Regions from separate parts of the Homo sapiens genome. Here regions 2 and 3 are each linked to region 1. A link is an interaction called in ENCODE POLR2A ChIA-PET data of the cell type or tissue named here. Cell type or tissue: PC-9. All regions are shown on one strand.

Region 1 (5,000 bases):
TAAGGGACATTATTAGGACATTTGGGGAAATTTGATTACAGCATGGACATTAGATCATATCAAAATCATATCAGTGTTAAATTTCCTGAGTGTGATAAATATATTAGGGCAATATTTTTAAAAAGCCTGTGTTCTTAAGAGAAATACACTAAAATACTTCTAAGCAAACTGTTATGTCTCTGACTCTCAAGTAGTTTAGCAATAAAAAACAAATACATGTATACATGTTCACATATGTACATATTATGCTTGTGTATATATGTGTGTGTCTGCAGAGAGGGAGACAGAGCAAATATGATAGAATGTTGCCAACTTGTCTATAGGTTTGAAATTTTTCAGAATCAAAAGTGAAGCTGAATGCAGTGGCACGAGCCTTTAGTTCCAGCTACTTGAGAGGCTGAGGCAGGAGGACTGCCTGAGCCCAGGAGTTCAAGTCCAGCTTGGCCAATATAGTGAGATCTCACTGCCTTTAAAAAAAGAAAAAGAGTGGGAGAAAATATTAATAAAAAATAAAATGCATGAGGTCTAACTCCAAAAACAAACAAAAAAGGAAAGAAAATGCATTCTCTCTCAGTAGTAATCAAAGAAATGCCAGTAAGAATGGTTTTGAAAAAGACTTAATGTTGGAGAAGCGTAACTAATATAACCTTTTTTAGAGGGTGATCTGACAATCTATAAGAAATTCTGGGCCAGGCGTGGTGGCTCATGCCTATAATCCCAGCACTTTGGGAGGCCGAGGCAGGCGGATCACCTAAGGTCAGGAGTTCGAGACCAGCCTGACCAACATGGAGAAACCCCATCTCTACTAAAAATACAAAATTAGCTGGGCGTGGTGGTGCATGCCTGTAATCCCAGCTACTCGGGAGGCTGAGGCAGGAGAATCACTTGAACCTGGGAGGTGGAGGTTGCGGTGAGCTGAGATGGTGCCACTGCACTCCAGCATGGGCAACAAGAGGGAAATTCGGTCTCAAAAAAAAAAAAGAAGAAATTCTGATTCTGAAACTTTGTTGAAACCAGCTCTCTGACTCTATCATGTAATCAACAGAGGCCAAGTGAAGGCCAGGCGTGGTGGCTCACACCTGTAATCCCAGCATTTTGGGAGGCCAAGGTGGGTGCATAGCTTGGGCCCAGGAGTATGAGACCGACCTGGCCAACATGGCAAAACCGTCTCTATTAAAAATACAAAAAAGGCATGGTGGTGTGTGTCTGTAGTCCCAGCTACTCGGGAGGCTGAGGCGCAAGAATCACTTGAACCTGGGAGGCAGAGATTGCAGTGAGCCAAGATTGCACCACTGCACTCCAGCCTGGGTGACAGGGGGAAAAAAAAAAGAGGCCAAGTGAAATTCTAGAGACTTTTAATTTCCCATTTGCAGCTCTTTCTTTCATACGAAATTCCTACGCCCAAAGAGGTTTGAGAGTAATAAAAATTGTAGTAAAAATACAAAATAAATGAAAGATCCTATAATAAGAATACTATTGAGTAAATAAATTATGGCATATCAACTTGATGGCTTATCTAATGCAGTCAGTTAAAATTTAAAATGATTTCACAGAGTTTAAACAACCTGAGAACATTTCTCAACTGTTAATGAGAAAAGCAAATCTTCAAGTCCATCTATAGTATGATTACACCTACATAAAATAATGAAAATGATACTGTAAGAAAATATGCCAGAATGTTATCATAATTATTTCTGGGTGATTATGTTTCATTATTGTGTGTTTTCCAAATTTTCTGTCATAAATATGTACCTGTTTTATTTTTATAAATACTTTTTATCCTAAAGTGGCAGGTCAATAGACAAATAACATAGGCAGGCAGGCAGGCAGGCAGATAGATAGATAGATAGATACATGGATAGATACATAGATAAGACAGACAAATAGGCAGGCTGGGCATGGTGCCTCACATCTGTAATCCCAGCACTTTGAGATGCCAAGGTAGGGGGATTGCTTGAGGCCAGGAATTGAAGACCAGCCTGGGCAGTAGAGTGAGACCCCCTCATCTCTACACCATAAAAAATAATAGTAGCAAAATAAATTTTTTAAAAAATAAATAAAAATAAAAGATAAAACGTGTAGCATTCCTGGACTCAGAACATAATATAAGATTTTTGTTATTATAGTGACCTGATTTAGAGGATCTAAAAAGTGAGTGTGGGGAAATGCAGGCTCACATTCCCATAGTGAGACACTCTGTAATAACCAGAGAGAATTTATAAAAACGAAACTTTAAAATAACTATAGGCTTAAGGCTAACAGATATATCAAAAATATAGAAATCCCTATAATTTCTGAATGTATGCAAATCAACATTGTAGGCTGACAATTTCCAACATTTGATAGAATTTTAAAATTATTCAATGTTGTATGTGGAAACTTGAAAAAAAAAAAAGATAATTTAAAAATTATTCTCAGGGGGCGGGGCATGGTGGCTAACGCCTATAATCCCAGCACTTTGAGAGGCTGATGTGGGAGGATCACTTGAGGCCAGGAGTTCAAGACTAGCCTGGGCAACACAGCAAGACCCAGTCTCTTAATTTAAAATATATATATATATATAATTCAAAGTAAGTGGTTCTGAGAATAATAAAATTATCCTGAGAATCCAGAAGGTAAAAAAATTTTTTAAAAGGTAAAATTTCCAAAGAAGCAATTAAATTATAAATAAATAAAATTATTCTGAAATAATTAAAATAACTCAGGTGACGTCACCCACTGAGACTGACTCTTAAGAAAGACGCCCCTTTGCAATGAGAAAGGTATCTCTCTCCTACAAGGTTACAGTAGGTAAGATGTTTTTGGCTTATGGTAAACAGCTTGTTTGAGAAGTTGCCTAAGAAAAGTATAAACCCCGTGTCAGCTGTTTGTTAGACTTACTCATCAGCCCCTGATGTGGCATCCAGACACCACCTACCCACCCATAGATAATCTCTTGGCAACATCACCACTAAGCTGGCCCTGCTGGCTCACAGAAAGAACAAACAGCGCACTTAGGAGCTACTGAGCTGGAGGTGAAGAGAAGGGAAAGAAATGGGGCTTTATTTAACAAGTGTGACTTACTGCATGATTATTTAGTGATTTTTTCTTTGGCTAACAGTTTATTTTAAATTTTTATTGAAATGGTAAAGCAGTTTAATAACTAATCCTTTTTCATGTGAAAGGACCTTTGGAAGATGCAAATTTTAAGCCCTAAACCCCATCCATCACATAAGATAGATAACAAATTATGAAGATCAATTCTCATCAACATTCAAAGTCTACCCACCAATATTAAACTCTAACAGTTGGTCAAATCCACCAATTTCTAAGAGCACTTGAAAGATACTTTTATTTACATATTAACTGCACTAAACAAGTACTGGGGCAAAGTGTAAAACTTGCTTCATATAATCAGTACATCCTCAACCCCTGGAAAGCTTTCCATGTTTTTCTATTCTTCAAGGAATACATCTTTGGCACTGAATTTCTTTTAGTAGAAAAGGAAGATAATGGGTAAGTGTCCTTGTTATTGCTTTGGATCCCTCAGAAATGGGTTTCGCAACTCACCAGAGTTGGAAAACAAAAATGTGAGGGCCTGGTTGATTCTAACATACTCCTAACAATTATCTTTCGGTGGAGAGGACTAAATCCTCACCCAGAGCAAACAAACAAAAACACCCCAACAGAACAATGGCAAAAACAACTGGTAGGATGTTCCCGTTGAGAAGGATTCCCGGATCACCTAAAGATTCCTCCTGTCCTCTACTGGGTGTTGCTGCCAGGGCATTTCAGGCATCTTTGCAGCCCGAGACTCTCCTCAAAGGAAAGAACAGCAAAGGCTGGGGGAATATGTTCATTTGTGAAGAAAAGGAAAATGTCAGGGTCGTTTTCAAAGCATGGGGTGATTAGTTTTGCCAAAAAATAAGTCAACAAAAACTGCAGAAAAACTGAGTAAAGCTACATATTCTCCTAACTGTAAACTGCCATCAAGGTGGCTCTTTTAATCATTACATATAAAATATCCAATGTACCCAGTACTGTTATTTTTCTATCATTTTGGCGAATTCTAGTGGGAAAAAAATGAAGAATGGGGAAGCTATAAACTTAGGAATAATTAAGTGCCTACACTGAACCACAAATTATATAGGACTTTGTAAAAATTTGTTTAATCCACAAGTATGGAAGAAAAATTAATCTTTATGATTTAAAAAAGAAAAAAACTCAGAGACTCAAAGAGAAAGAAAATAATTACTTAGTTAAAACAACAAATAAGGAAACCCAAACTTTTAGCTGGACTTAGTTTCTTAATCTACCCTTCTGCTTTTTTGAAGTCCATGCCAGAGAAGTGTGTTTTGAGCCTAGATCTCCATGCTCCAGTCCTCGGCTGCCAACAGCATGAGGCCCAGGACAGAAGTCCTGCCACCCCCATCTATGTGACATGGTGTTTTGACTTTGCCATGCAGGCAATGCTTATCACCTAGCCAAACTTACTCTTCTGTTACGCTAAACCAGGAGGGGGAAAGACAAGGCAAAGGAAGAAAAGACATCTATAAAAACAGCAGAAAATGTTTCTGAGGCAATTTTTCTTTTCAGAAAAAAACTGAGCCACAGAGGAAAAAATATTCACCAATGTCAAAAGTTCTGAATGCCACCCAACTATAGGATTGCTCAATCAAGGTAGTTTCTGGATCATTTCTCCTTTTAAAGAGCCCCATGAATACACAAAATCAGATCAAAAGTTCTTATTCTTCCACTATCACATCTATGAAATTATTTCCTTTAAATTATACATTAGTCTTCCCTTGTTAAAAAAATGTAAGAAATAAAAATTAAAAACTCACTGCTAGCTTAAAGCCTTAAGCACTAGCTTGTTTACCTCCATGAGTTGACACAGGGTGATGAGTCCAAGGTCTCATTATCTTTTAAAGGTCAAGGATGAGATAGCTTGGCTTGTTCGATGAACACAAGGCTATACCCTCAACACCCTGCTCAGAAATGAATGCCACTGTTTGTTCACA
Region 2 (5,000 bases), 78 kb before region 1:
TTGTCCTTTTTTGACAAGAATTATCTGTCTAAAACTTTTTTTTTTTAACTTTTTTTTTTTTTTTTTTGGTCAGCCAGGCTGGAATGCAGTGGTATGATCTTGGCTCACTGCAACCTCCGCCTCCTGGGTTCAAGTGATTCTCCTGCCTCAGCCTCCCAAGTAGCTGGGATTACAAGCATGCGCCACCACGCCTGGCTAATTTTTGTGTTTTTAGTAGAGACAGGGATTTGCTATGTTGGTTGGCCAGGCTGGTCTCGAACTCCTGACCTTAAGTGATCTGCCCGCCTCGGCCTCCCAAAGTGCTGAGATTACAGGCGTGAGCCAGTCTAAAAAGATTTCCATTTAAAAAGACCCTCAACTTGAACATGTAGCGTTCTCACCAGGCCCAGTCAGCATCAAGCTTTCTCAAGTTCAAGTTCACAGCATGACTAGAAAAAGCAGGCAACTGAAGACAAACGGAACTGCTGTTTGCAGGATCAGGCAACTTGGAGGAGAGGATGGCGCACAACCAGGGGAAACATGATCTGGCCTTCAGGTGTCCTATTTCCCCTCCTCGGCAAAAATCAGACACATTGATTTACTCCATGAATCATTTGGGGGAAAAAGATTTCAGCTGAACTCATGAGATTTTTTAAAAAGTAGCGAAAAAGATTGAACTATTTTTAATACTCACTGGTTTCCCAGGTCTGGAGAGGGTGGTTTGGCCTCGCCTCAGCAGTAACCAAGTGTCATAGCATTTTCTTTTCAACGTCAAGAGGAGTGTTGCAAAATAGTCCAAGTGGGAACACACAGGAACCGTGAGACTCTCTTGGTGTTGCTGTTCAGTAATAATGATGCACACTTTAAAAACACACGCACTCGGCCGGGCACTGTGGCTCAGGCCTGTAATCCCAGCACTTTGGGAGGCCAAGGCTGGTGGATCACGAGGTCAGGAGTTCGAGACCAGCCTGGCCAATATGGTGAAACCCTGTCTCTACTGAAAATACAAAAATTAGCCGGGCGTGGTGGCACATGCCTGTAATCCCAGCTACTCGGGAGGCTAAGGCAGGAGATCGCTTGAACCTGGGAGATGGAGGTTGCAGTGAGCTGAGATTGTGCCACTGCACTCCAGCCTGGGTGATAGAGCGAGACTCCATCTCAAAAACAAACAAACAAAAAACAACAAAACAAAACCACACACACACTCGGGCTGGGCGCGGTGGCTCACGCCTGTAATCCCACTACTTTGGGAGGCCAAGGTGGGTGGATCACTTGAGGGCGGGAGTTCGAGACCAGCCTGGCCAACACAGCCAAACCGCGTCTTTACTAAAAAGTACAAAAATTAGCTGGGCATGGTGGCGGACACCTGTAATCCCAGCTACTTGGGAGGTTGAGGCAGGAGAATTGCTTGGACCCAGGAAGTGGAGGTTGCAGTGAGCTGAGATCATGCCACTGCACTCCAGCCTAGGCAACAGAGTGAGACTGCATCTCAAAAAACAAAACAAAACAAAAATTAGCTGGGTGTAGTGGCATGTGACTGTAACTCCAGCTACTTGGGAGGGTGAAGTGGGAAGATCACTTGAGCACGGGAGGTGGAGGCTGCAGTGAGCTGAGACTGTGCCACTACACTCCAGCCTGGGTGAACCACGGATGTAATGTTTCCACACATATAATGTATAATGATTACATAAGGGTAATTAGCATATCCATCACCTCGTTACATTACATATGTAATTACAATATAACTCTGTCTCAAAATAAATAAATAAATAAATAAATAAATAACACACATTCACGAATGTAAACTAGTATAGCCGCTATGGAGAACAGCATGGAGGCTCCTCAAAACACTACAAATAGCACATCATATGATCCAGGCCAGTCGTGGTAGCTCACGCCTGTAATCCCAGCACTTCTGGAGGCAGGCTGAGGCGGGCAGATCACTTGAGCCCAGGAGTTTGAGACCAGCCTGGGCAACAATGGTGAAACCCCACCTCTACAAAAACAAAACACAAAAAACTAGCCAGGTGTGGTGGCATATGCCTGTGGTCCCATCTACTCAGGAAGCTGAGGTTGGAAGGTTGCTTTAGCCTTGGAGGTCAAGGCTGCAGTGAACTTAGATCATGCCACTGCACTCCAGCCTGGGCAACAAAGCGAGACCCTGTCTCAAAAAACAAACAAACAAAAAATTACTATTACTATTGGCTAGGGGCAGTGGTTCACTCCTGTAATCCCAGCACTCTGGGAGGTTGAGGCAGGCAGATCACTTGAGCCCAGCAGTTCGAGACCAGCCCGGTCAACATGGCGAAACCCTGTCTCTACTAAAAATACAAAAAAATAGCTGGGCATGGTGATGCATGCCTGAAATCCCAGCTACTCAAGAGGCTGAGGCAGGAGAATTGCTTGAACCCGGGAGCTAGAGGTTGCAGTGAGCTAAGATTGGGGCACGGCACGCCAGCCTGGGTGACACAGCAAAACTCTGTCCAAAAAAAAAAAAAGAAACATTACTATGTACTCTATGAGCATGTACAATTATTATTTGTCAATGAAAATAAATAAAATGAAACACACACACCCCCTCAAGATCCATGCTTATAATTAGGTAAACAGAATTTTGACCAAATCACCACAACAATTAAACAAAAAGGTCTTCTCCACAGATGGTTCTGGAATAACTAGACATCCATATGGAATGAAGGAATCTCAACTCTAGTCTCGTACCATCCATAAAAAGTTAATTCAAGATGGATCATAGATTTAAACATAAATGCTAATACTAGAAAGCTCGAAGGAAACACGGATGAATATAACTTGGGGGTTTCTTAGGCAGGACATAGAAAAAGTCTATAAAACAGACTTCATCCTAATTAAAAACTTCTGCCCAGTAAAAGATACTGTTAAGAAAATAAGCAAGCCCGCTGGGCGCGGTGGCTCAAGCCTGTAATCCCAGCACTTTGGGAGGCCAAGGCGGGTGGATCACGAGGTCAGGAGATCAAGACCATCCTGGCTAACACAGTGAAACCCTGTCTCTACTAAAAATACAAAAAATTAGCCAGGCGTGATGGCGGGTGCCTGTAGTCCCAGCTATTCATGAGGCTGAGGCAGGAGAATGGCATGAACCCAGGAGGGAGAGCTTGCAGTGAGCCAAGAGCGCGTCACTGCACTCCAGCTTGGGGCGACAGTGCGACACTCTGTCTAAAAAAAGAAAAAAAGAAAGAAAATAAGCAAGCCATACATTGGGACTAAATATTTGCAAAACAACTATCCGACAGAGGACTGATGTCCAAAGTATGTAATGAACTGCTACGACTTTTTTTTTTTTGAGACAGTCTTGCTCTGTCACCTAGGCTGGAGTGCAGTGGCGTGATCTCAGCTCACTGCAACCTCCGCCTCCCAGGTTCAAGTGATTTTCCTGCCTCAGCCTCCCAAGTAGCTGGGATTACAGGCACAGGTGCCTGCCACCATGCCCAGCTAATTTTTGTATTTTTAGTAGAAACAGGGTTTCACCGTGTTGCCCAGGCTAGTCTCGAACTCCTGACCTCAAGTGATCCTCCCACCTCAGCCTCCCAAAGTGCTGGGATTACAGGCATGACCCACCATGCCTGGCCAACTTCTACAACTTAATGAAGAGACAAACAATCTGATGAAATATGGGCAAGATAATTGAACAGCTAACTCACAAAGGAGGATATACCTGTGGCAAGTACATCATTAGGAGTCATCAGATAAAGGACAATGAAAACTGCAAAGAGATATACTATACGCCCATCAAAATGGCTCAGTTAAAGTCTGACACCACCAAATGTTGCTAAGGAAGGGAGATACTAGAACTCTCATACATTGTTGGTGGCAGTATAAATTATATGATCACTTCGGAAAAAGATCTGGCAGTTTCTAAATAGACCACCTATCCCATGACCCAACAGTTCCACTCCTTGGCATTTACTCCCCCAAATTGAAGATTTTGTTCTCAAAGACTTGTACAAGACTGTTCACAGCAGCCTTATTCATAATGGCCCCAAACTGGAAATAGCCTAGGTGTTCATTAATTGAATAAATAAGCAGTGGTCAAGCCATACTCAGAAATAGAGAGAAAGGAACTACTGATACCTACAAAACATTGACGAATCTCAAAAACATTACGTAGGTTGGGCTCCGTGGCTCACATCTGTCATCCCAGCACTTCGGGAGGCTGAGGTGGGAGGATTGCTCAAGACCAGGAGTTCGAGGCTGCAGTGAGCTATGATCGCGCCACTGTACTCCAGCCTGGGCAACAGAGTGAGACTGTCTCTAAAAAAAAAAAAAAAAAAGAAAGAAAAGATAAATTGATGAATGGAAGGATACGTAATAAAGCAAATAGTCACGTGTCACTTAATGATGGGGATACATTCTGAGAAATGCATCATTAGGTGATTTAAAAAAATTTAATATTCCCAAACGTGGATAGAAGGATTTTTATTTTATTATTTTTAGAGACAGGATCTCGCTCTGTCCCCGGGCTGGAGTGCAGTGGTGTGATCATAGCTCACTGCAGACTTGAACTCAGTCCTCCTGCACTGGCCTCCCAAAACACTGGGATTACAGGTGTGAGCCACCATGCCCAGCCTGCAATGTTATCATTGTATGAACATCATAGTGTTCTTACCCAAACCTAGAGAGTATAGCCTATTGCTCCTGGGCTACAAACCTTTACAACATGTTACTGTACGGAATACTGTAGGCAACTGTAACCCAATGGTATTTGTGTATCTAAACACAGAAAAACTACAATAAAAATACAGTATAAAAATAAAAATGATACACTTGTGTAGAGCACTTACCATGAATGGAGCTTGCAGGGCTGGAAGGCATTCTGGTGAGTGATAGAGAGTGAATGTGAAGGCCTAGGACTCACAGTTACCCTGAATTTAGAAAAAATTTTCCTTTCAAGAATAAAATGACCTTAGCTTACTGTAACTTCTTTACTTAATAAACTTCTAAATTTTTTTCAACTATTTGACCCCTTTGTAACAACACTTAGC
Region 3 (5,000 bases), 390 kb before region 1:
CTTACTGTAATTATATGCTTCCTGTCCAAATCCATAACTTCCAAGGGGCTATCTGGCTACCTTGTCTGTCTTGTTAATCGCTGTATTTTTCAGCACCTACAATAAATAGTGCCTGGCACACAGAAAGCTCTTCATAGGTATTTTTTGAATGAAAGGATGAATGAATGAGAGTGAGTCCTAGGTTATTCCTCCTTGCCACCACAGCCATGGCTAGTGACCACTTAATATAAGTATTTGCAGCACTTGACACAAGTATAGAAAGGTTTGGGTCTCCTCTACTGGGAAAAGTCCAGTGCTAACAGTTATTGGGAGGATGACCTCAAGTCCTTTTCAGCACCACGCTGACACTACTTGGAATTATGCTACTGAGGGGAGGATCTTGTTCTTGCTACACATTGTACCTACTCTTTCTTCTGAGCAGCAATGTCAGGAGGAGGAATTATCAACTAAATAAGTAGATTTTTGTGAAATATGTATTTTTTTAGTTATTTCCCCAAATCCTACTACTTCAAGTCTGCTATGATCACATTGCCAAATTTCTGGGTTTTTAAGGTAGAGTTCCAAAAAATAATCATGTGTTATCTGGATGTTTCATACTGTAAGTAAGCATAGTGACAGATAAATATTTTGAACAAATAATCATTCAGTAACCTAATTTGCCCCAATTAATGTAGTTTGATGAAAGTTTATTCAGCACCTTGTACAGGTCCTCAACACCTTTTCTTAAACTCTGCGGCCCAGCTACATTTTAAATACAGGTTTTTTTGAATTTTAAAAGGATGACATGTACCACCCAGTGAAGTTTGAGGCAGTACCCCATAATCAAACATTAATATTTCTGCCTTGAAATAGTCACACTAAATAGGAAATGCACTACAAATAGCCTCAAATCAGCTCAGATTCTGATTTTGCTGCGTATAATTCTGGTCAGGTTGGGCCACAGGTGAATTATGAAAAAACTCCTGGTTTTAGACTTTTGGGTCTTTGGAGTTACTTGCAGAGAACTGTAATAGGTGCATATTTTGGTGTGATGATTCTACTGTCTGAGTCTCCCTTGAGTGCTTCCCCTCCCCTCCATGCTCTGGGCCACCATTAGGACAAGCCATGACTGTCACCTGGATCACAGGGGCCTCCTCCCACTCCATCTCCTTGCCTCTTGTTCCTTAGCAATCCATTCTGCAGAGTAATTGGCCTAAAACAAGTTTGGTTCATATTGCTGTTCTTTGTAAATCCTTTCATTGGCTTCTTACTGCTCTACAGATGGGGCACGCATTTCTTAATCCATCATTCAAAACTCATTATGATCTGGGCCCATTTTACCTCTCCTGCCCTTCAATAGCCACTCCTCATTTTTTTTTTCTTGCAAACATATTTCTTCTGTTCCATAGTCCTGCTTACCTATTGACTGTACCTTCTGTCTGAAATAGCTTCTTTATCCTGCCTCCATCCTCACGTCCCTTTTCTAACTCATCTATTTTTCAGGTCTTGGATTAGATTTCACTTCCAAGGAAACCTTTCCCCTCCTAGTTCTAGATTAAGTACCCTACCGTTGTGTTTGGGCAATGTCTTATGCTCCTGTTGCATTGTGATATAATTATGTTACTAATTCTCTGGAGCAAGCATCTCAACCTTAGCACTATTAACTTTTTTTTATATGCTTATTTCATGACCTGGTGTTTAACACCCTCCTAAGCCTCTGACACTTGACCTGCTGTGCATCTCACACTTGGCCTCTGACATTTGCCTTGCTTTAGCAGTCAGCTTCTAGACGTGGTTCTAAATAATGCCTACCAGATTTCTCTACCTTAGCACTATTGACATTTTGAACTGGGTAATTCTTTGTTGGTGGGGGCGGTGGGGCGGGGGTGGTCATTGTAAGCACCATTGTAAGGTGTTTAGCAGCATCCCTGGTCTCCACCCACTAGATGCCAGTAACCCTCCTTCCCATTGTGACAACCAAAAATGTCTCCAGACATTGTCAAACATCCTCAGGGGTGGGGAGGCACAGTCACCCCTGGTTGAGATCTACCAGTCTAGAAGGAAGACTCTTTGAGGAAGGGGCTATGCTTAAGGGCATCTTCATATTCCTGCCTTGGTACACATGGGTCACCTTATACATATTGAATTAAATTAATGTGGGAAGGAGGGTACTTGGCAAGGAAAGGGATGGATAGACAGATGAAGAGTCTAGCTCAGCTCTCTCGGGACATGGCATGTGAGAATATATAGCAAATGATTTTCAAGGGATTGAGGTACCATACATAAGGGGATCACACTCTGTTCTTCTCTTTGAATAACTACTCCTTTTGCCTTTGGGCCATCCCCCAAGGAATTATTTCCTGCCTTAGAGTTACAGGCCACAGAATCTCCTGATCTGCTGGAGGCTGCCTTAGAATCAACCAGGAAGCATTTGTTAAACCACTGTACAAATAATGGGCACAGATAGGAATCACAAGCAGTCCTTGCCCTCAAGGCGCTCCCAGCCCAGTGAGAAAGACACTGGTGGGTTTTGCCTCTCTGTCCAGAAGGCCCTTACACCCTTCCTTTCCTGGCACATTCCTACTCCTCCTATCCAGTCTTGATCAGGCCTTCCTAATACATGGTCCCATAGCATCTATTCTTTTCCTTCACAGCATTTTTCACAGTTTTAATTATATAGTTTTTTCTGTGTTTTACTTAAATGTTTCTATTCCTTGAGACTAAGTTCAATGGAGAAAGGGACAATGTCTGTTGTGTTTGTTTATGTTTCTCCAGCTCCTGGCACAATAACTGGCACATTGTAGGCATTTAAAATATAATTTATAGACAAATAAGAATGCTTGTGGCTGTCCCTCCAAGAACTTGGATTCCAGTGGAGGAGATGGTGCCAACTGCAGTGCTCAGTTCTGTACCAAAGGGATAGGAAAGTGCACGGTTGGTTTTGGGAGTGAGATGGAGAATAATCTGGACTAGAAAGAGGTACCTGGGATGACTTTATAGGGAAAAAAAAGTTAGAAAATCAGGAAGACTAGAAAGGAAAAAAGAAAAGCCATTCATAGGTTTAATATAGACAACCATTTTGGTAAATTTCAGCCTCTTCCCCCTTTTTCTCTTTCTTTAAAAATATGTTACTTCATGCTTTAAAGTATTTCATGAATACAGAAAAACATAGAGAATAATATAACCTCCACCTAGCTTAGTCAAATCTTAACATTTTGCTAGCTTTGATTTACATTAAAAGAAAAAATGATATAAAATAGAATAGAACATTGCACATAGAGTTGATGCTCCCCTGTGTGCCTCTCCCAGATGCCATTCCCTCATCTTTTTTTTTTTTTTTCTTTTTCTTTTTTTTTTGTGAGACAGGGTCTCATTCTGTCACCCAGGCTGGAGTGCAGCAGCATGATCTCGACTCACTGCCCCCTCCACCTCCCAGGCTCAAGTCATCCTCCCGCCTCAGTCTCCTGAGTAGCTGGGACTACAGGCACACGCCACCACACCCAGCTAGTTTTTGTATTCTTTTTTTTATAGAGATGGGGTTTTGCCATGTTGCCCAGTCTGGTCTTGAACTCCTGAACTCAAGCGATCTGCCCGCCTCGGCCTCCCAAAGTGCTGGAATTACAGGCGTTAAGCCACTGTGCCAAGCCTCCCCATCTTCTTTCTGCAGAACCACCATCATCCCGAAGTGTGTGTTTGTATCTCCCATGTAGGAAAGATGGGGAGGCCTGGCGTGGTGGCTTAATGCCTGTAATCCCAGCACTTTGGGGAAACTGAGTTGGGCGGATTGCTTGAGCTCAAGAGTTCGAGACCGGTCTGGGCAACATGGCCAAACCCCATCTCTACAAAAAATACAAAAATTAGCCTGGTGTGGTGGTGCATGCCTGTACACACTATTGATATATACATATATATATAGTGTAAGTATTTACATATATATATACACACATATATATACACACACACATATATATATAAACTATATATTGTTTGTATATTATTAAAACTACATTTGGTTTGAAGATTTTGAACTTTGCATAGTATGGTATCATACTGTGTATATATTTCTGTGGCTTGCTTTTTTCATTTAGCCTTTCGTGTGAGATTTAGCCATGTAGATGTGTATAGCAGTAATTCTTTCAGTTTTGTTGTATGATATTTTAGGACTACACTACAGTTTATCCATTCTTCTGTCAATGAGAGGTTTTGGTTATTTTCAACATTGTGGTATGTGTCTCGTGCATGTTTGACAGCTTTTCTAGGGTTTGTACTGTTAAAAGAAAAACCTTAGACAAATTAAATATAATAGAATTTAATTGAATGAAGAACAGTTTGTGAATCGGGCAGCCCCCAAACTAGACCAGGATTAGAGAAGCTAGGATTAGTATAGTCACGTGGTTGAAGATTTATGGACAGAAAAAGAAAGGTGCCATACAGAAAATGGAAGTGAGGTGCAGAAACCGTCGGATTGGTTATAGTTCATTGTTGGTCTTATTTGAATATAGTTTGGCAGTTGGCTGCCTCTGATTGGCTGAAACTAGGTGATTGGCACAAGAGTAGGTTATAGTTTGTTTATGTATTTAGTTAGGTTATAGTTTCTTATGTATAGAGAAACCTTTAAGCTGAATTTAAAATACATAAGGAGGCAGGTTTAGACTAAATTTAATTGAATGGTTTTTCCTTTTTGATCAGTCTCTCAAAATTTCACTTTTGAGAGATTGACCAAAACTTTAGGCATTAATGTCACTTTGGTTTTAAATTTTACTAGGAAATAGTAGACCAGTGGACTTTGCAAGGTGGGAACAAGGACTTCAGATAATTTTTTTGTAAGGGTTAGAGTAGAGGGAACCTTTTTTTGTTGGAATTTTTTGCTTATAGGAGAAAAAATCTGGTCTGTTTTAAACTTATTTTTTTTTAAGTTTTAGTTTGATTATATCATATTTAGTATAAGTGATTGTATTTTGGTTGGTTTGGTCTGTTGGGGCTTAGTGTAGGAGTTTAGTCTAAAATAATGGCCTCGCATA

What was found. ChIA-PET counts read pairs that join two places held together with the same protein. Peaks named below come from ENCODE experiments on the same cell type or tissue, not always from the same donor. Only the 100,000 strongest peaks of a DNase experiment are listed, where the experiment ranks them.
Region 2: POLR2A ChIA-PET joins it to region 1 with 8 read pairs; 3 of 35 experiments call an interaction of 5 or more read pairs at or near these places.
Region 3: POLR2A ChIA-PET joins it to region 1 with 9 read pairs; 4 of 35 experiments call an interaction of 5 or more read pairs at or near these places.

What each region holds. Positions count from the first base shown.
Region 1 is chr16:14,506,358-14,511,357 of GRCh38, forward strand. The region is part of intron 21 of PARN (poly(A)-specific ribonuclease); the gene reads right to left. Among named protein-coding and RNA genes, the nearest start is that of LINC03107, 80 kb to the left of the region's middle. In PC-9, no CTCF peak of the experiment used is centred here; a DNase peak (open chromatin) is centred at 2,904; H3K27ac peaks cover 2,021 bases.
Region 2 is chr16:14,428,671-14,433,670 of GRCh38, forward strand. It overlaps LINC03107 (long intergenic non-protein coding RNA 3107), which reads right to left and starts at 51. Exons shown (of 2, transcript XR_007065002.1): 1 at 1-51. In PC-9, no CTCF peak of the experiment used is centred here; no DNase peak of the experiment used is centred here; H3K27ac peaks cover 1,061 bases.
Region 3 is chr16:14,114,817-14,119,816 of GRCh38, forward strand. The region is part of intron 2 of MRTFB (myocardin related transcription factor B); the gene reads left to right. Among named protein-coding and RNA genes, the nearest start is that of MRTFB, 46 kb to the left of the region's middle. In PC-9, no CTCF peak of the experiment used is centred here; a DNase peak (open chromatin) is centred at 2,415.